Linked DNA regions of Homo sapiens: region 1 is linked to region 2. A link is a loop called in an ENCODE intact Hi-C map of the cell type or tissue named here. Cell type or tissue: CD14-positive monocyte. All regions are shown on one strand. Links, peaks and the distances in the headings refer to the core of each region. The heading gives the core; the rest is flanking DNA.

Evidence for each region. A loop is a pair of places that touch in the nucleus more often than their neighbours do. Peaks named below come from ENCODE experiments on the same cell type or tissue, not always from the same donor. Only the 100,000 strongest peaks of a DNase experiment are listed, where the experiment ranks them.
Region 1: a loop joins it to region 2, with 2.2 times the contacts of the local background. A loop is called at or near these places in 2 of 110 quality-filtered maps.

What each region holds. Positions count from the first base shown.
Region 1 is chr15:38,013,280-38,023,880 of GRCh38, forward strand. It overlaps a transcript of TMCO5A not described here. Among named protein-coding and RNA genes, the nearest start is that of LINC02345, 22 kb to the right of the region's middle. In CD14-positive monocyte, for the core only: no CTCF peak of the experiment used is centred there; DNase peaks (open chromatin) are centred at 4,622 and 5,942; H3K4me3 peaks cover 366 bases; H3K27ac peaks cover 2,699 bases.
Region 2 is chr15:38,126,295-38,136,895 of GRCh38, forward strand. No RefSeq gene overlaps it. Among named protein-coding and RNA genes, the nearest start is that of LINC01852, 59 kb to the left of the region's middle. RefSeq lists enhancers at 3,718-3,767, 3,898-4,027. In CD14-positive monocyte, for the core only: no CTCF peak of the experiment used is centred there; DNase peaks (open chromatin) are centred at 3,397, 4,617, 5,007, 8,147 and 2 weaker places; H3K4me3 peaks cover 4,113 bases; H3K27ac peaks cover 4,113 bases; H3K27me3 peaks cover 321 bases.

The DNA of each region.
Region 1 (10,601 bases), core at 1,498-9,497, 110 kb before region 2:
GGTATCCTGTATAGGCAGGCCAAGCACCACAGGAAGGAGGGAAAAGGACAGCTAAAGCAGGAAAAGAAGTCCCTCCCCCCCTCTAGTGTTCCTCTATTGCCATCTACTAAAAAACTTGACATGGTGCCAAGAGGTAAAGAAGAAATGCTTACGAGATCCATCTTGGCTATCAAGCACAACATTAAAGGGTGGATTTGGAGCTGAGAGACAGTAATTCAATAACAGCCACACTCTTGTCATCAGTGATGTGATAGGAGCTCTAATCTCAGCTCTGCTAATGTGCTAACACCTAGGGACTTCTTAAACAGATGATTCCCTGCATGTCACCTTAGTATTGCTTCACTTTTCTTAATCCAGTCTATGGAACATTTTGAGTTTGATAGACCCAATGAGCCACTCTATTACTTCAACATGTGATAATTTAAAATAGCAAATAATTTTTTCTATTTTATTTTTCCTGATACCAATCACTAAGATAATCTGGATTCAATTTATACTGTTACTATAGCAAATTATCATAAATTTAGTGACTTAAAACTATATACAAATTTATTTTCCTACAGCTCTGGAGGTCAGAAATCAAAAATGGGTCTGCTGGGCTGCATTCCTTCTGCAGGCTCTAGGGAAGAATCTGTTTCTATTTTTAGCTTCTAAAGGTGAACTGCATTTCTTGGCTCATGACTCCTTCTTTCATCTCCAAAGCTAGCAGTGTATCATCTTCTCTGCTCTCTGACCCCTGCTTCTGTCCTCACATTATCTGACTTTGTTCATTTTGCCTCCCTCTAAGGACTGTTGCAATTACATTGGGTCCATGAGGATCATCTAGAATAATTCCCTCACCTCAAGATAGTTAATTTAATCATACCTGCAAAATATTTTTTTGCCATGTAAGGTAATATATTCATAGGTTCTGGATACTAAGGCATAGATATCTTTGGGAGGCCATTATTCTTTCTATCATATACTCCTTCCTAAAATTAAAGTCTCTTGGATATTACCTAGTTTTGCTTCGTGTACATTTTGTCATTTAAAAGAATTTCAAAACCTCCCTGCTCTGACCCTGGCTTTCAAGACACCAAGATACGATCGATTACAAACACTTGATTTCCCTTCAGCTCCCCATTCTTAATTTCAAGAAAATTTTGTTTCCTCAACTTTAACCCTCCTTCTAATTTCTTCAAAAATAAAATAGAAATACTTTAGCTTATGAATTTGCTAGAACTAATGACATAAGCTTCCTGCAAACCATTAGGTATACCAATCTCTCTGTAGCTACTTCAATTGTCTTCCAAGAGTTAGAGGGATTTCTGAATTGATAGAGAGAGGTGAAAATGGCATTCAGTGCGTGTGTGCACACATGTTCTACCCCCGCAAGTTCTACCCCACAAGACTAAAATTGTTTAATGTGTTTCCCTTTCTTTCTATGTTCCCTGTACTCTCCTTCTGCCTCTCAGTATATGGCAGTAGAGAAAGTTGAATGCATAATTAATTCTAAGTCACTTAAAGATCCTAAAGGAAAAGACACTGTATTAGTCAAGGTTCTCTTAGAGGAACAGAACTAATAGGAGAAAGATTATATATATATATATATATATATATATATATATATATATATATATGAGTTTATGAAGTATTAACTTACACAATCATAAGGTCCCACAATAGGCCATCTGCAAGCTGAGGAGCAAGGAGAGCCAGTCCAAGTCCCAAAACTAAAGAACTTGGAGTCCGATGTTAGAGGACAGGAAGCATCCAGTATGAGAAAGATGTAGACTGCGAGGCTAGGCCTATCTCTCCTTTTCATGTTTTTCTGCCTGCTTTATATTTGCTGGCAGCTGATTCAATTGTGTCCACCAGATTAAGGGTGGATCTGCCTTCCGAAGCTCACTGACTCAAATGTTAATCTCTTTTGGCAACACCCTCATAGACACACCCAGGATCAATGCTTTGCATCCTTCAATCCAATCAAGTTGACAGTATTAACCATCACAGGAACTTTCCAATTAGAGGACAGAAAGTCAAATGCAACTAGGAAACAATAAGATACGAATACCCACTAACCACCATTTAATGATATTAAATTAATACCATTAAAATTGCCAAAACTCAAAACACTGACAACACCAAGTGCTAAAAGATGTGGAACAACAGGAACTGTATTCATTGCTGGTGGGAATGCAGAATGGTACAGCCATTCTGGAATATGCTTTGGCAGTTTCTTACAAAACTAAACATACCCTAATCATAAAATCTATAAATCATATTCTTTGGTATTTACCCAAAAATTTGAACACTTATGTCCACACAAAAGGTGTTTTCACAAAGATGTTTGTCACAGCATTATTCTTAACAGTCAAAGCTTGGAAGCAACCAAGATGGCGTTCAGTAGGTAAATGTATAAATAAACTATGGTACATCCAGACAATGGACTATTTATTATTCAGTGATAAAAATAAATGAGCTATCAAGTCATAAAAAGAGATGGAGGAATCTTCAACATATATTACCAAGTGAAAGAAGCCCAACTGAAAAGGCTTTTTACTATATGATTTCAACTATATGACATTCTAGAAAAAGCAAAACTATGAAGAAAGTAAAAGCATCAGTGGCTGCCCAGGGTTGGGGGAAGGAAGGGATGAATATGCAGAGCATAGAGGATTTTTAGGGCAGTGAAATTATTCTGCATGATACTGTAACAGTAGATGTGTGTCATTTTATATATCCATCCAAACCCACAGAATGTACAACACCAAGGGTTAACCCAAATGTAAACTACGGACTTCGGATGATACTGGGACGTCAATGTAGGTTCATCAGTTGTAACAAATGCACCCCTATGGTGGGGGGTGTTGATAATGGGGGAGGCTATGTGTGTATGGAGGCAGGGGCTATATGGGAAATCTCTGCACCTTCTGCTCAATGTTGCTGTGAACCTAAAACTGCTCTAAAAAATAAAGTCTATTTTTTAATGGGATTATGAAGAAATGAAAAAGGAATTTATATTAGCCCATTGCCAATAACAGTGAAAAGTGAAGATTAAGACCAGCAAGAATATTTGTGCCACTTATGAGCAATCGAAAACCTGTCAGTGTAGCCACTGTATCAGGCTCTGTGGGCAATGGGGACTCCTCATGAACTCCCAAGGTAACTTGAAAGTAAATTAACCAGCCTAAGACAGATAATCCAGTGGTCCTAAAAGATGGATGATTTGAGGGGTGCTGATTTGGTGCAAGACTAAATGGCAAAGGAGTTCAATCTCTGCTCAAACACCAGTGAATACATGAGCCATCTCAGGATCAAGCACCTACGGTAACTTCCAGAGCCGCAGAAATGAGCAGTGGTCAGTTATACTTTCAGCCTGGGCAAAGTCTAGTCCCCAAGCACAAAGGAAAGGTATATAATAAGGCCTAAGTTATAATGGAAATTATGGAATGCTCCTGCTTTAAATTTTTGGAAATATCACCCTATAATCCTCCCTTTCTGACCACTGTGTCCTCTGCCGCTTGCCTTAACACTGTCAAAAAGTTTATCTGGGTTTATTCACACCCATAACTACTAGTAGGAGAAAAGAATAAAGTTTGTTGTTGCTGTTGTTGTCATACCATAGGGGTTAGACACCCTGACCTAGGCTTTTTTTTTTCCAACTATTTAAACCTCTAAAGAACAGATTATGAACACTGGATCACAAAGACAGAGTGCAAGAAAGAGAGACACAGAATGAGAGACAGAGAGAGAGAGGATACGGCTGTATTTATATGGCCAGGGGTCTTCCACTGAAGATAGTGGACTGAGTTCAAGTTTTTTTCTTTGCATTGCTTCCACTAAAATTTCACTGACATAAAAAAATACTAATAAATATACAGCACCTGTGAAAGCAATGAAACCTTCTGCAAATGACCAGAAACTTAAGGAATTTCTGGATATTATAAAAGCATATAGAATCAAATTAATTTATAAGTTAATTGCCAAAACTTCTGCCTCCTAATACTAGTAAAGAAGGAGGGGTGATGGAGGAGTGCATAGTTTGGTTTCCTAACGGAGTTCAGAAAAGTTTAAATCTCCGAGAAGCAGGAGTGGGTCATGGAAGCATGGGAGTGCGTGGGGTCTTAGAAATATGGCAGGAGCTGGGCCAGAATCCTGCTCTGTGCAAAGCAACTCCCTAACAAAAATGGTAACCTGCCTGCCGGAGAGGAGCCAGAGAAATGGCTGTGCCTTGTTCAAATTTAGATCGGTATAATGGAAGAAAAGGAAAAGGAAAAAAGCACTCAGTGGTACAGGAAAGGCTTTTAAAGCATTGTCTTCATCATAAGAAGTTCCTGCTTCCTCAGTTGAGGGGCTCCTATTCTGTCAGTCTGCTTACCATTAAAACATCCTAGAAGAAAACACAGCTTTTAGAAGTGCCCACCTACTCACTGCATCTGAGTAAGGGTACTCAGAGGGCACCGCAGGCAGTCATCTGAAAAGCAAGGAGGCCTGCAGATATGATTTGTCTCTGTGTCCCCACCCAAGTCTTATCTCCAATTGTAGTCCCTGTATGTTGGGGGCAGGGCCTGGCGAGAGGTGATTGAATCATGAGAGTGGACTTCCCCCTTGCTGTTCTTGTGATCGTGAGCGAGCTCTCATGAGATCTGGTTGTTTGAAAGCGTGTGGCACTTCCCCCTTCACTCTCTCTCTCTCTTGCTCTGCCATGGGAAGATGTGCCTTGCTTCCCCTTTGCCTTTTGCCACAACTGTAAGTTTCATGAGGCCTCCCCAGCCATGCAGAACTATAAGTCAAACCTCTTTTCTTCATAAGTCACCCAGTCTCAGGTAGTTTTTTATAGCAGTGCGAAAATGGACTAATACACCTGCTTAGGGCTGTGTATCAGTGACATTCACAAATTCTGAAGAAACCCACACTTGATACCATCGTTAATCAAGGCAAGCCTTTACTGGTAAACAGTAATAGACAACAAAGAAGAAAGTCAACAGGCTAAGAGAAGGGCACCAACATAACTAAGCTGAAGACTTAACTCTAAGTAAAGAGCGTTAAAGCAAGAAATAGGAGACAACTTTAAGAAATTTTTAAAATTATTGTCCTCAGAGAGAGTTAAGTGGCCATTAATTAGTAAAATGAAGAAATCTGGTTTCAAAAAAGAAAGCCATTGGAGAACAAGTGCACTCTAGAAATTAAAAACATGACTTTAAAAGTAAAATTTCAGTGGGAGGCAAAATAGTAGAATGAAAATAGATTAATAAAAATTGTTGGCCTGTAAAAACAAGTAATAGAATTCTACCCAACTGGCAAAAAAAAGAGATGTAAATGATTAAAGATAAATGATATGGAAGATAGGTCTAAAAAATTCCACATATAGTAACAGGAGATGAAGAACGAAAAAAATAGAGAAAATGAATGAAAGCAATAATCAAAGAAATAATAAAGAAAATTTCCCTGATCTAAAGTTTTCTATCTTCAGATTAAAAGGGTTCAGTAAGTGAAGAGCAGTAATGTTATTTTTTTTTTTACATACAGATTTCAAAATCCAGGATTAAAATTAAAATATTTTAATTTTCCAGAGAAACACAACAATTTATGCATAAGAAATGAAAATTAGATGGGCATGGAACTTCTTACATACAACACTAGATGTTAAAAGACAATGGAGCTCTGTTTATGAAGTTATGTGGAAAAGTAGTTTAAACCTTAAATTCAATATGCAATCAAAATTATCACTAAGTATGGAGGTAAAGAATATTTTCAGATATGCAATGACTCAGATAGTATACCACCCATATATTCTGAGAGAGAAATAAAAGAGCCCCCAGAATGACTTCTGTAAAATGAAAAATAAATCATAGTGAAGAATTCAAGAAAGAGGAAGATGTGAAACTAAACCAATAAAATAGTAGTGGGCAAAGAAATCAGTAAAATCCTTGAGTCAAAATGATTGCAGATAATGTTGTGAAACTTAATGGCACTGTTAGGAAAAAGATGACTAAAATAGAAGTTAATAATATTTCTAAAACTGAAGCAATCTGGAACTAAAATTCTTAGTAATTTCAATCTCAAGTAACAAGGAAAAGGGAAGTAAAAGCTAACTAGAATATTTATTTTGCATGGATGGGATAATACAAATTCTGGTTAATTCTTCTAAGGAAAATATAGGTCAGTTTATCAGAAGTTTCAATTTTCCTTTTTTTTGTAAATAGACTTTACATTTTAGAACAGGTTTAGGTTTGTAACAAAATTGAGTTGAAAGTACAGAGAAGTCACATATTCCTCCTACCCGTTCACATTCACAACCTCCCCCACTGTCAGCATCCCCCACTAGAGTGGTACATTATACTAGAGTTCACTATTTTCTTAAGACACAGGGTCTCACTCTGTCACTCAGGCTGGAGTGCAGTGGTAAAATCATAGCTCACTGCAGCCTCAAATTCCTGGACTCAAGTGGTCCTCTCACCTCACCCTCCTGAGTAGCTGGGACTACAGGCAGTGCCACTATGTCTGGCTAATTTTTTTTTTTTTTTAATTTCATAGAGACGGGGTCTTGCCTTGTTACCTAAACTGGTCCTGTATCCCTGGCTTCAAGCAATCCTCTAGCCTCTGTCTCCCAAAGCACTAGCATTACAGGTTTGAGCCACCATGCCCAGCTGTGGTTCTATGGACTTGGACAAATGTATAATGACATGTACAGCATCAGAGGTTTTTTTTTTTGATAAATTAAATGTAATTAAAAAAATTTTTTTTTAGAGACAGGACCTTGCTCTGTCACCCAGTCTGGAGTGCAGTGACACAATCATAACTCACTGCAGCCTCAAACTCCTGGGATCAAGTGATCCTCCCACCTCAGCCTCTGGAGTAGGTAGGACTACAGATGCACCACCATACTTGGCTAATATATTTTTTTCATTTTTTTTGTATTTTCTGTAGAGATGGAGTCTCCCTGTGTTGCCCAGTCTGGTCTTGAGAGCTTCAGTTTTAAATAATAAATTGTTCTCGTCTTTCTAAATTTCAATCAAAACACAGGATGTATTTTAAAAGGGAAAAACTGTGAGGTAAAAGAATAGGGTGAGGGGAGGAAAGAAATAACTTCATAGAGAAAAATTCAATGAACCCTTGGAAGAAAATATATGGAAGTATGGTTACTGACTTGGGAAAGAAGAGAAAGGTACAATGTAACTGCACATAGAAGCCAGTCCTGAAAAGAAGCAAGCCGGCTGAAGTTATCTGCAACTCAGAAGCACTTGGTACCACCCAAGGGGAGATAAGAGGTAAGGTGGGAAAAAGGGCAGTGATTGAGACCACTACAGACACCTGGACTTGCAAAAGATAGCAATGGATACGTAATAAGCCAAGCAAATTCAAAATAATTTGGTGATGAATATGCTAATTAGCTTAATTATGGTAATCATTGCACAATTTATATGTGTATCAAAGCATCACATTAAACATCTTAAATATATATAATTTTATTTGTCAATTATACCTCAATAAAGCTGGGGGAAATTTTAAATAAAAATAAATAAATAAAAATAAGTTAACTAGTAAATTCTGAAGAAACAAAAATAATCATAGTATTGCTTTTTGGTTTAAGAGAAATAAAATTTTAGGTAAACTTTGTTGGTTTAATTTAGTAAGGTTGGTTTCAGGAAACTGTGGATGGATCAGCAATAGGAAATCTGTTAATGTATTCATGTTGTTTACTAGATTAAAAAATACAAAATGCATGGTTATTTAGGTGGATAACAAAAATGTGTTGGACAAATTTGCATTCCGGGTATTTAAAAATGTATTAGTAAACAAAAAACAATGGATACTTCCTACTTGTCAGAAACCCAAAGCAACTAAGCAGTTACCAGTACAGCACTTTTTAATGGGACATTACTATTAAAATAAGGACAGACTAAGATCCCTGACTCAGCTTTGTTTTAGAAATCATAATAAATGGAAAATATGTCTGTTTGCAGATGATATGATCATCCTTCCTAGAAAATCCAAAGCATTAATTAAGGTAGGCTAAACCACTATAACAAATGAGCACTAAGTTTCCAGTTGCTTAAAAAGAAGCTTATTTTCATTTAGATAAAGTGCTCCAGGTCTGCGTGCAGCTCTCCATGATGTAACTCAGAAACTCAGCATATTTCCACCTTGTGGCTCCACTATTCCCTGGGGACTTAATATCACATGCATAGAAGGGTGCATGTGGGGGGATTTTTTTAGAAGTGACCCCCATTGCTTGTATTCATAATCTATTATTGGACTTGGTCACATGGCCAGAGCTAACAGTCAGGGTGTTTAGTAATAAGTTTTAGCTATTTGTCCAGAAGGAAAGGGAGACTAGGTTTTGATTGACAATAGCAGTGTTCCCCACAAGAACCACTTGAAATATCCAAATGCTTATCAATATAAAAATCTAAAAAGATAAAATTTAAAAATCAGTCGTGTTTTATTACAGATTACTCAATTAAAATATACAATATTAACTTTTTAATTTTTTTAATTCAATGTAGCAAAAAACTATAACATCTTTGGAAGGTAGTTCGACAGTTTCTTTTTTTTTTTTTTTTGAGATGGAGTCTCACCCTGTCACCAGGCTGGAGTGCAGCGGCCCGATCTCAGCTCACTGCAACCTCCACCTCCTGGGTTCAAGCAATTCTCCTGCCTCAGCCTCCTGAGTAGCTGGGACTACAGGCAAGCGCCACCAAGTCCAGCTAATTTTTTTGTATTTTTAGTAGAGATAGGGTTTCACCATGTTGGCCAGGATGGTCTCGATCTCCTGACCTCATGATCTACCCGTGTTGGCCTCCCAAAGTGCTGGGATTACAGGCGTGAGCCATCACACCCGGCCAGTTTCTTACAAAACTAATCATACGCTTATCATACCATTCAGCAGTCGTATTTCTTAGTATTTACCCAAAGGAGCTGAAAACGATGTCCACACAAAAACCTGCACACGAATTTATTTTTAATTACCAAAATTTGGAAGCAACCAAGATGGCTTTCAGTAGGTAAATGGATAAACTCTGGCACATCCAGACAGTGGAATATTATTCAGTGCAAAGAAGAAATGCAAGCCAAGAAAAGACATGGAGGAAACCTAAATGTATATCACTAAGTGAAAGGAGCCAATTTGAAAAGGCTATATATGATATTATTCCAACTACATGACATTCTGGAAAATATAAAACTATGGAAAAGTTAAAAAAATCTCAGTAGTTGCCAGGGGTTTGACGGGGAGAAGAGAGGACTAGGCAGAGCACAGAGGATTTTTAGGGCACTGAAAATACTCTATATGATACTATAGTGGTGGCTACATGTCATTATACATTTGTCCAGACCCACAGAATGTACAACACCAAGAGTGAACCCTAATGTAAATCCATAGTTTTATGGGGTTTGGGTGATAATGATGTGTCAATGTAGTTCATCAATTGTAACAAATGTACCACTTTGGTGGGAGATGTTGATAATGGGGGAGGTTATGCATATGTGGAGGCAGGGGTATATGGGAAATCTCTATACCTTCCTCTCAATTTTGTTGTAAATGTAAAACTGCCCTTTTAAAATCTTTAATAAAATAACTATGATATTTTAGAAATAAACAACAAATAATATATAAAATCAATATAAAGAAAGTATGAAACTATATTAGATACAAATAGATTTGAATAATATAATTATTCTATTTCCTCTTGAAAACACTCAATTGTATAAAATAACCAATTCATTTTAAATTACTGTATAAGTTCCATGCAATCCCAATAAAAATCCCAGTGGCTTTAGTTGATGCTCTTTGAAACTTGAGTCTAAAGATCATCTGGAAATGTAATGTGCAAAAAGAATAAGAAAAATTTGGGAAACAAAATTTTTACATCTCAAGCTTTACAACAGTAATCGAAGCAGTGTGGCACAGTAACAAAAATAGACAAATTGATCATGATACAAAATAGAGTCCAGAAGCAGACATATATATTGTCAGTTAGTGATAAACCACCTCACAACATAGTAGCTTAAAATACAAGAATATTTCACTCCTGAATCTGCAATCTTAGCAGGGATGACTAGTCTCTGCTCCATATGAGCCCTGGGGGCTCTAACAGGTAGAGCTGGCCAGACATCTCTCTCTTTGTTAGTCTTCAGACCTCTCAATATGTTTTCTTATATGATCTTTTTAGCATAGCAACCTCAGAGTAGTTTGACCTCTTACATGCTGATCAGAGATCCAAGAATGTTTTAAAGGTAAACATTCTAAGAGGACTGGGATGAAGTTGCAGGCATTTTATGACCTAGCCTCAGTCATTTCTGACACTTTTCAATGGTCAAGCAGACCACTATGGCCAATCCGATTTAAGTGGAGAGGAATTAGGTCCCATCTCTCAATGCGAGGAGTAGCAAAGAGTTTGTGTTAATTTACTACATATGAGAATGCAAGGTGACAATTGGCAAAGCATTTGGCGGATGAAGGAGAGAAAAGATTGATCTCTACCTCACACCATACACAAGTAAACTATCACATGGGTTTATCTTTAAAAGTAAAAGTAAACCAAGAACATAACTTACAGAAAAGGATTTAGTATGTTTAAAGGACTAGGTAATATAAAATAGTGAAATAGCTCTGT
Region 2 (10,601 bases), core at 1,157-9,156:
AGTCAAAGATTTTCAAGATTACTTCTCTCCCAGAAGTTTTCTCTAGTTAAGGGAGAGCAGTAAGATTTCTATTTTACTTTGGATTCTATTCTTGGGCATCTAGCACTAAGTTCTATCTGCTCCCAAGATTCAAATTCCTAATTGACATAATGGAATATATGAGTGCACATGTCAGGAGGCATGGAGGTAGTGTGTAAATCAAGGGGCAAAAATATAATTTAAGGCCCTCCAAAAGAAAACATAAATCAAAGGTTAGAGTTAGCAGAGAGACAGGAACTAAGCAAGGAAGCAGAAATCAGATCATGTGAATATATGGGGAAACGAGAAGCAAACGAAGGTAAAATTAGAGGAAATCTCAACACTAACAGAAAGCTCAGGGGTACAAAGTTAGAATAAGATAGAAGGAATAAGTTCTGGTGTTTCATTGCACATTTGGGTGATGATGGTTAACAGTAAGCCACTGTATATTACAAAATAGCTTAGAAGAGAGACTTTTGAAGTTTCTCACAGCAAAGAAATGATAAATATATGAGTGATGGATAAGCTAAATATCTGATTTGATCATTATAAAACATATATATGTACACATTAAATTATATATACCTCATAAATATGTACAATTACAATGTGCAATATAAAAAAGAAAGAAGAAAAAGAAGCTCAGGTAAGTGGTCAGTAGCCAGGAGATCCATCTGCATAGAATGCTAAGGTAGTGTGGTCTCCAAACAGATAGGGTGCATCAGATGCAAAAATTATCTATTCCCAGGCATTCAGCTGTCCTACTCCAATGCTTCTTAGCTCTTTTCTGCTGAGCTTGATCCAAGCATCTAACCTGGGAGGTAAGTGGGAAGGAAGACATATGAGTAGGAAATAAGAACAGATCATGTATTTACAGCTACTACTTATAAATTCAGATATGGATGAGAAGGGAAGAGCGATGTGGAAATGGGGGGAAACCATTCTGAAGGACTTCAGTCAGGCACTATGTCCTTGGGGAAGACATCCTGGAATCCCTTGCGTAGGCTGGAGCCCCTCCTGCTGCTCTCACAGACTCCTTCTCTTCCACCTGCCATGACATCTACCACACCCAGTGGTGACTATCCATCTCCCATCCAGGCTGCAGCCACCTTGAAAACAAGCATGATGGCTTATTCACTTTTACATGCCCTATCTACAGCAGTTTTGCAACAAGGGCTTATCAAATGTCAACAATTACCTTTATCTTATCAAACCACAAGTTCCTTATAGACAGGAAGTACACTTTTATGATACTTCATAAGGATGATATTTCAGTTGATAAAGAAGATGAAGTAATGGCCTTTGTCCTCTTATGACTCATTCAAGCAATATCTAAGACCTTAGGTGTCTACAGTCATGCCAAAGAACTCCTCTTCTTGACACTAGAAGCATATTCCTCTTACTGACTATTTCTCAAAAAGTGCTTGTCTGTGTTTGAGACTAAGTTTCAAGAATTTGAGTCTTTTAAATGCATTCCTCTCAGCTCTGTTTTCTATAATGGGCTCTTGGTAGTTTTTCAAAGAGGTAATATCACATGGTGATTAAGAGGTTGGACTGATGAAACACATTACCAGAGTTGTAGCCCAGCTCCTTCTCTTATCATCTGGTGACCCAGGGCAAGTTACATAACCTATCCGTGCCTCTGTTTTTCCATCTGTAAATGGGAATCAAGGTGGTTTTGAGGATTATCTACAATACTGGCAATTTTTATAAGTACTGGAAACAGTGCCTGGCACATAGTAAGCTATATACGTTATACAAAAATTAGCTATTATATTTTGCTTCACCAGATGCCAACTGATTACTTTGATCAACAACTATAATATCCACAATATATTGGGGTCCCACCTCAAAACATTACTGCTCTAGCCCAAATTTTGGTAAGAGGGCATTTTGTTGTAAAAATAAGTAAATATGCTTAAAATGGGGGAAAACAAGCACATGTTAATATTTCTTCATTTGTCATGAAAATAAACCATAATAAACTTCCTGAATTTATCATACAAAATTCCAAGGATTTATCTGAAGAAACTAAAATTGAGGAAGGTATGTATCTTTTTGCCTTAATCATTTCCTAAGAAGTTACTAAACCTGAGGTCATTATTATTTATACAGGAAGAGAATCTCTTATACTTCTGGAAAATTTCAAAACATGGCCAACATGTTTTCTGATCATCACCACTTCCTGTGGTGGGGTTTAAAAACCATGCCAACTTTCATAACTGCTGAGATTTACAGAGTAAAGTCTCATTTGATAATCTTGCAAAATGGATAGGCAGAATTTCTCTTCCTTTTCTAAATGCCACATATGCCAGCTTTGCAGAGAGTTAAAAAAAAAAATTCCAACCAGCTCCAAGCCGGCTTCACGCAGGAGTACACACTATTCCTCAGCTCTGTCTCCAGCGTAGCCTGGGAAATCCCTCTTGCCTCATGATGTCTCCTAGATCTAGTTATTCCAGCCTGGAATCCCTCATACTAAAGGAAGAAAGGGTTTTCACTCCAGTCTCCTAGGTTCTGGCTAGTATCTCTGGTATCTAAATAATAAAAAATAGGAAAGAATTAATTCAAAAAATAAAATGTTCATTTGTCTAAAATAACAAAGGACTAAGATATAATTTCAAATGATTGTGAATAACTTTCTCAGAATTAGCCATTTTCAAAGATTTTGTAAATAAAATAAAATAACACATGGTACTAAAATCATGCTTGAACATAACTTGATTTTTCAAAGATGTGTGCTCTGCTTTATGATCGTCTCCAGAAAGAGCAGTCCTGGTTTAATAGGATCAGAATGTGTAGCCTATGGAGCCAGAATTAAATGGTTCAAAGCGTCCTTCCAAAGTTGCTTTTTAAATAAATCCTTGCTTATTTGTTTATTTTTAGCTTGCCATTTGTCACAAGTTGAGGGGGAAAACAAATTCCACTTATTTAAGATTTTTATTTTTTTCTGATTTTGTTTACATTGCTCATCCTGGCCTTTAAAAAATATCTTTTAAATTTTATCTGGCTCATTTTGACCTATTTATATCATGTGCTTATCCCCCATTTATAGCTGTGTTAATAGGCATAGACAAGCCAGTAGTATCTCCTTTGTAAAATAGCAAAAATAACTGCTTTTTTTTTTAGTCCAACCAGCTCACACTATTAGACATATAGAGCACATTTGAGTCAAAGTCCTCTTCCTCAGAAACCCTGTTGTTACCATGGGAAAACTGTAAAAATGCTCAAATGTGGGCATGTTATAATTAGAACCAAACGTGGGCTTTATGGGACCTGTCATGATGTTTCTAGGAAGCTAGTTCTGCGTTGGCTTCATAAGACATCCTTTTCCTACAGTCATGACTCACTCCTCCTTCTCCTCACTCACCCCCACTTGTTCTGGGGTGGAAGAATGCCCAAATGCTCCAGAGACAGATGCGTAGGCGGATGTCCAGTCCACTAACGAGAACACACTTCTAGGCATTGTGGAAGTGGGACAAAGGGTTTTGCTGGGCATATTCAGAGCCAACAATGTGATGGTTATATGTTTATCACACATGGAGAGACTCATTTCTTTGGCAACCAACCCTAGCCTACTCACTAATCCACCCAACCCCTCCCATCCCTCCCTCCTTTCTTCCTTTCAGGAAAGCGTGTGCAAGTTCTCCGCAAAATGATGAATCTCTGCTCCTCAGGGGAATGTACGAATCAGAAAAGCTTTTAAAAAGGAAAGAGGAACCAAAGCCTTTGCATAAGTAGGCCAGCTGCAGAGCCTTAAGAGAGAAGGGAGGGGAGAAATCTCCTTGCGGCCATGGCCCCAAACCTCCCGGCTGCCACTTGTCTCCATTGTCTTCCCACAACCCCAAACAAGTCAGCCCACACCTCCGTGACTGCACCCGCTGTCATTTTCAGGAAAAGAGATTTTCTGAGCCCATCTTGGCATTTCTGTGAAATCACAGAAATAATTCATTGAATCACAGAACTGAAAGAGATGATCTAATCACTTTTATTTTTAAGATGATGAGAATGCCACCAGGGGAGTTTCACTGACCTGTCCATGCTCGCACAGATCTGGAAACACAGAGCCAGAACTAGAGTCCGGATCTCCTTGTCCTACTCTTTCGTCTTTCTCACATGGGCTTGTAAAAGCAAATCGTTCTGTAGATACACTCTTTTCGCCTCAGTTCCCTGGCTAGGTTTCCTTTAAAGCTTGCTTCTTCTTCGCCTGGTGTGACGTATAACGGGCATACAGATGAGCTGAGGCTGATTATAAAGACTCATCTGTAGTAACTGTTAAAAATGGAGATTCCCAGGCCTTTCCCTGGGAGATTCTGGAATAAGGCTAAGGAATTGTTTAACCAGTTTCCTGCATGTGTTTTATGATAAAGCCAGTTGAGGGAATAATGTAGTAGAGGGACGCTGGAAAAAAAAAAAAAAAAAAAAGTATGTTTGACAGGCAGCGTGTCCCAATAAGAATAGAACAAGGGCATGGAGAGGACCAGGAATTTTGCCTTCTAGCTGCTTTTTCAGTGGGTTAACCACTAGACCACACTTCCTCTCTAGGAGAGGCAAGGGATTAAAATCAAAGGTTTGCCACTGATTCATGCTGCCTGCTAATGCTGCTTATTGCGCCATGCTGTGACCCTAAGCTCTCTGGCTTGGAAACAGATGTGGGGAGTGAGAGGCCTGAGGTACTGGGGGATGGAGGAGGCGGGGGAAGGCAGACGGCCAGGGAAAGAACTTCCTCTGCTGCAAAATTTCAGGCAGGAGTGGAAGTCAGTCTAAATTGTTACCATGCAGATCTGGAATCATTTTTGCAATCTCCTGGCTCCAATTCCAGGTTTGTGCATTCTGCAACAAGAACTGAAAACTTGTTAATTAATGCTCCTCGCCTGACTTTTGCCTCTGCCCTCGTCTGAATACATATTAATATTACACGTTTAGCTTGACAGTCATTTCATTAGGCAAGAGAGTTTGGTTACCCTCCTACTCTTGCCCCATTCTCTCCCCCGTGCACACTTTAAAAGGAAGTACAGAAGAGTTAAGCAATTTGACCAAGGTTACGCTGATCTCAATATTGTAGTAGTTTGAGTAAAAGTGTAACCGAGACATTTTCAACTAAGCTTTTCAGACTGCCTTCAATATATTCTTATCATTAGGCAACTGAAAAAATGTTTTGGATTTATTTTCTCCTATGTGATGAGTACATGACATGTCCTTGGGCCTGTAGTTTACCACGTCAATGTTTATCAAAAACATGTAGGCTTTGAGTGTTAAATATCAATTCTAGAAATAGTTTTTGTACCTTCTCTGCTCATCTGGAAGTTCCATGAAGGCAGGGTGGGAATTTCAGCCTTGGTTGTCACTAGATACTGCACATGCGGTAGTGCTTAATGGCCAGGGGGTATAAGAGCTGGATTTTAGGTCTGTAGGAACTAGAGTTCTCAGATTTAACAAAGAAAAAAGCAGGATGGCCAGTTTAATTTGAATTTTGGGTTTTAAAAATGTTAATATGAGCAAGTCTCATGCAATGTTTGGTAGATACTCATATTCAACAATCATTGGGTTGAAAAAATATGATAAGTTTAGTGTAGCTGGAGCATCTAGTCTGTGTGTATTTAGCAAGGGGGCAGGGTTGATCAACATCAAGAGGTAAGGTTTGAAGTTTTTATTGGGGGAGCCTTGTGAAGTGCCTTTATGCCATGCATATGTTGGTGGAGAGAGGAGCCAGCAAGAATTTTTCAGCTGAGTGGTATGATCATTGCTGTTTTTGAAAGATAATTCTGTGGCAGATTGGAGTGGGTAGAAATTGTAGGCAGGGGGACCAATTAGGAGGTTATTGAAATAGCCTGGGCAAGGAAGGATGAACTTATTTCAACTAAGGCAGTGGTGGTGGAAATAGTGAGAGAAATTACAGGGACATGTAGGTGATAGAATCAACAAACCTTGTTGATTGATTGCCTAAGGACAGTAACATAGAGGATGGAGTTAACATAGTGTAAATCTCCAGACAAACAATAGGCATTGTTTTTAATCTAATTGTCTATCTGTAGAATGGGCTGACAATACTGACTCTACTTACTTCATTAGGCTATTGTGAAGACCAATTAAGATCATTTACGTGAAAGTGTTTTTTGACTATAAAGTGCTATAAAATACACCGTTGTTAAGAGTATATGCATCTATCTCAGTAGACACTGAACTCTTTCAGGACAAAGATTACATTTTGTTCATCTTTGGTACCCCCAGCACCTAGCACACTGCCTTGAATGTATAGATCACCAACACATTTGGAGCATCAAACCAAATTTGAAATTCTACCCTGAAAAACCAAAGTAATAAACACAGTTTTTCAATGGATCTGGCTTGGTGAAACCTTCAACAAAATCAGGGCTACAAATTCCAGGAGAAATGCCCACTTAAGGAATGCTGATGCTGAAGACAATCTCTTTCTCTTTGTTCACAGACACACTAAACACTGACGGCCATCTTAGCTGCTCATCTAGCTTTCCCTCTTTGTATCCCTCCCATTATAAATTATTTAAAATCCTAAAGAAATAATCACTTATCAAGAGGTCAGGAGATCGAGACCATCCTGGCTAGCATGGTGAAATCCCATCTCTACTAAAAACACAAAAAAATTAGGTTAGCGTGGTGGCACACACCTGTAGTCCCAACTACTTGGGAGGCTGAGGCAGGAGAATCGCTTGAACTGTGTCTGAAAAAAAAAAAAAAATCACCTGACCTGTTTTAGATATCACCCTGGTAGTGTCTGGTAAGTCCCACTAGACTCTTGAGCTTAGCTTAGTTTAGGTGAGGAATACTCTGTCCTTTATCTCTGTATTTCTGTATCTACCACCAAGCCTACTCTGTGGTTGGTGCTCAATAATAATCTTATAAATAAAAAAAGATAATAATTTGCAAATTAAATACCACTCAAACTTTGAATATGTCCAAGTCTCTATTTTCAACCAAGCAAAAAACTTGTGAATTGTATTGCAAAATATAGGTACCACATTTTCAAATAATTTCATTGGAATTTTATCCTCTCATAATAAATTTATCTCTCTTGATCATTTTTCTTTTCTTTCCTTTTTCTTGTTGATTCTGTTTGCCATTTCTTACAATATTTTGATTCTAAGGATTTTTTTATACTTCCCTGTAACTTTTTTTATTCTATGTATAATCAAAACAATATCCAGAGAGACTGCCAAAAGCAGTCTTCCACTTCCATCAACTGGAAATTATTATATATGGGTATCATTATTATTATTATTGTTTATGGTTATCATTTATTGAGCACATATCATGGGACAATTATTATACTAGACGCTTTAGCTATATTATTTAATTTAAACATTAAGCAGTCATAAAACAGCTCCTACTACCCCCTTTTTATATATAAAAACCTGAGGCTTTAAAAATGTTAAGTAAGTTATTTCAGGTCAAAGAGTTTAAAGGTGACAGAGACAGTATTTAAGCCAGGCCTCACTGATTCTACAGTCATTTTCTCACTACTCAACCAATTACTCTCAAATTCTATCAGGCATCAGAGTCTCCTGGAGAGTTTTTTAAACTACAGATGGCTGTGTCTCCCCTCCAGAGTTTCTGATTCAGTCAAGCTGGATGGGACATAATTTATAGCGCTAACAAGTTCAACCAGGTGATGCTGATGCTGCTGATCCAGGGATCACACTTTAAGAATCAACAGACTAAACAGTACTGCCTAATATTGGCTCATTATTGATCACTAGTTCTATGACATAGACCTGAGCAGCGAGGATACAAAGATAAGTGAGGCACCAGACTGGGCAACGTAAGGAGAGTCCATCTCTACAAAAAAAATTTAAAAATTAGCCTGGTGTTGTGACGCATGTCTGTAGTTCATGCTAGTTGGGAGGCTGAGGCAGGAGGATTGCCTGAGCCCAAGAATTATAATTGCCCATTGCACTCCAGCCTGGGCAACAGAGCAAGACCCAGTCTCAAAAATAAATAAATAAATAAATAAGACGAGTGAAGCAGTTGTTTCTGCCCAAGAAGTTCCTACACACTCTGCTCATCTGGCTCATTGCAAAAAGTTCCTCAAGACTGCAACTTTTCAGATCAGCCACCCTCACAAGAACAGTTGCCTAGCAATGGCTGTTTTCACCAATGAGTTAACATCAGCTCCTGCAGCAGGTCCCTGTGGCCAATGACGTTTGTTTCAAAGCAGCTTATGTGTACTTCTTCTTTTTGCCTTTAAGAGTTTTTCCTTATCCCAGCCTCTCCAGACATGCCTATGATTTGTCATAACATGAGTTTTAACCCCCTGTTTATTCCCAATTGAATTCATTTCTATCGATAGGAATTCTCTCTGTTGTTATCTTAGATTGACACATATGAGTAAACAGAATATCAATAATATAAACATAGTAAGTTCTATGGAGCCATATGCAAGGGTGCTATGAAAACACTGAGTGGCAAGGTAGGAGGCAGCCAAAGAAGCCATGCTACCCAAAAGTAATCCTTAAACTGAATATTAAAGAATGATCAAGAGCTAGGGAAAGAGGAAAAAGGGAGAGGGTATTTTCCTTAATGGAAACAACATATGCAGAAACACAAAGACATTACATTTTTGGTGTACCAAGAAAACTACAAGTATTTTATTATGACTGGCACATAAGCAGTTGCAGAATATTAGAGAAAGTCTTACATGTGACCCTGAGTTTGAATTTTATACTTGAAGAAAGACCAGCCTTTTTTGTTGTATGGAGACTCCAGATGTGGGAACTAGAGTTACAGTAAGAAACGGGGGAATCAAGAGGGCATTTGAGTATCATAATTATCTGTGAGAAGGTCAATAAAAATTGATGAACCTCTAGCCAAATTGAGGATAAAAAGACAGAAGACAAAAATTACTGATAGTAGGATTGAGAGAGGGTATATCACTACAGATTGTACAGATATTAAAAGGGAAATGAGGAAATATTAGAATAATTTTAAGCCAATAAATTTGACTACTTAAATGAACTAGATATGTTCTTTGAAATACATACGCTAAAGCTCACTCAAGAGAAATAGATAAGCTGAATAGTCCTACATTTATTAAAGCACTTATATTTGTAGCTAAAAGCCTTTCCATAAAGAAAACGCTAAGCCAAGATCATTGGGGAATTCTACCAAATACTTAATAAAAAAAAAACTAATTCTATATAAAATCTTCCAGAAAATTGAAGATGAAATACTTCCCAATTTATTCTATAAGACCAGCATTGCCCTGATACCAAAATGAGGTAAAAGCATAAAGAAAACTACTCTCGATAATTCTCATTGGCACAAAATTAAGAAGATTGTATAAAATCAAGTCCAGCAATATATTTCAAATAATACATCCCAGGAATGCAAGCTTGGTTTAACGTCTGAAAATCAATCAATGTGATTAACCCTATAAACAGAATTTTTTAAAAGACTGCTCCAATACATCTATAAAAGCACTTAATAAACTCCAAAACACATACTTAATTAAAACTTTCAGAAAACTAGGTGTATTCATTTGTTCTTGCATTTTTATATAGAAATACCTGAGCCTGGGTAATTTATAAAGAAAAGAGGTTTAATTGGCTCACAGATCCACAGGCTGTACAGGAAGCATGATGCTGGCATTTGCTCAGCTTCTGGAGAGGCCTCAGGAAACTTTCAATCATGGCAGAAGGTCAAGGAAAAGTAGGCACATTTTACATGGCCAGAGCAGGAACAAGAGAGAGAAAGTGAGAAGTTGCTGCACACTTTTAAACAACCAGATGTCACAATAATTCACTCACTGTCATGAGAATAGCACCAAAGGGATGGTACTAAGTCATTCAAGGACCACCCCCATGATCCAATTACCTCCCATCAGGCCCCACCTCCAACATTACGGATTACAATTCAACATGAGATTTGGGTGGAGATACAGTTCGAAACCATATCACTAGGAATAGAGGAAATATTCCCAACCTGAAAGGGCAACTATGAAAAGTATATAGCTAACATACTTAATAGTATGAAATTGAATGCTTTTCCCCTAAGATAAGGAACAAAGCAAAAATGTCCATTCTTACCATTGCTATTCAATATTATACTGGAGTTTCTAGTCAGTACAATAAAGCAAGGAGAAAACACACATCCAGATTGGAAGGAAAGAAAGAACACTGTTTTCATTAATGCACAACATGATTACCTATAAAGAAAATCCCACAAAATCTACAGAAACACAACTAACACTAACAGGTAATTTTAGAAAAATTGCAGCATACAAGATCAAAATAAACAATGTCTGCTCCTTGGAACACACTGTTAAGATGTAAAGAAGAGTCACAGACTGGAATAAAATATTTGTTTCTTTTTTTATTTTTATTTTTTAAATTTTATTATTATACTTTAAGTTTTAGGGTACATGTGCACAATGTGCAGGTTAGTTACATATGTATACATGTGACACGCTGGTGTGCTGCACCCATTAATTCGTCATTTAGCATTAGGTATATCTCCTAAAGCTATCCCTGCCCCCTCTCCCCACCCCACAACAGTCCCCAGAGTGTGATGTTCCCCGTCCCGTGTCCATGTGTGCTCGTTGTTCAATTCCC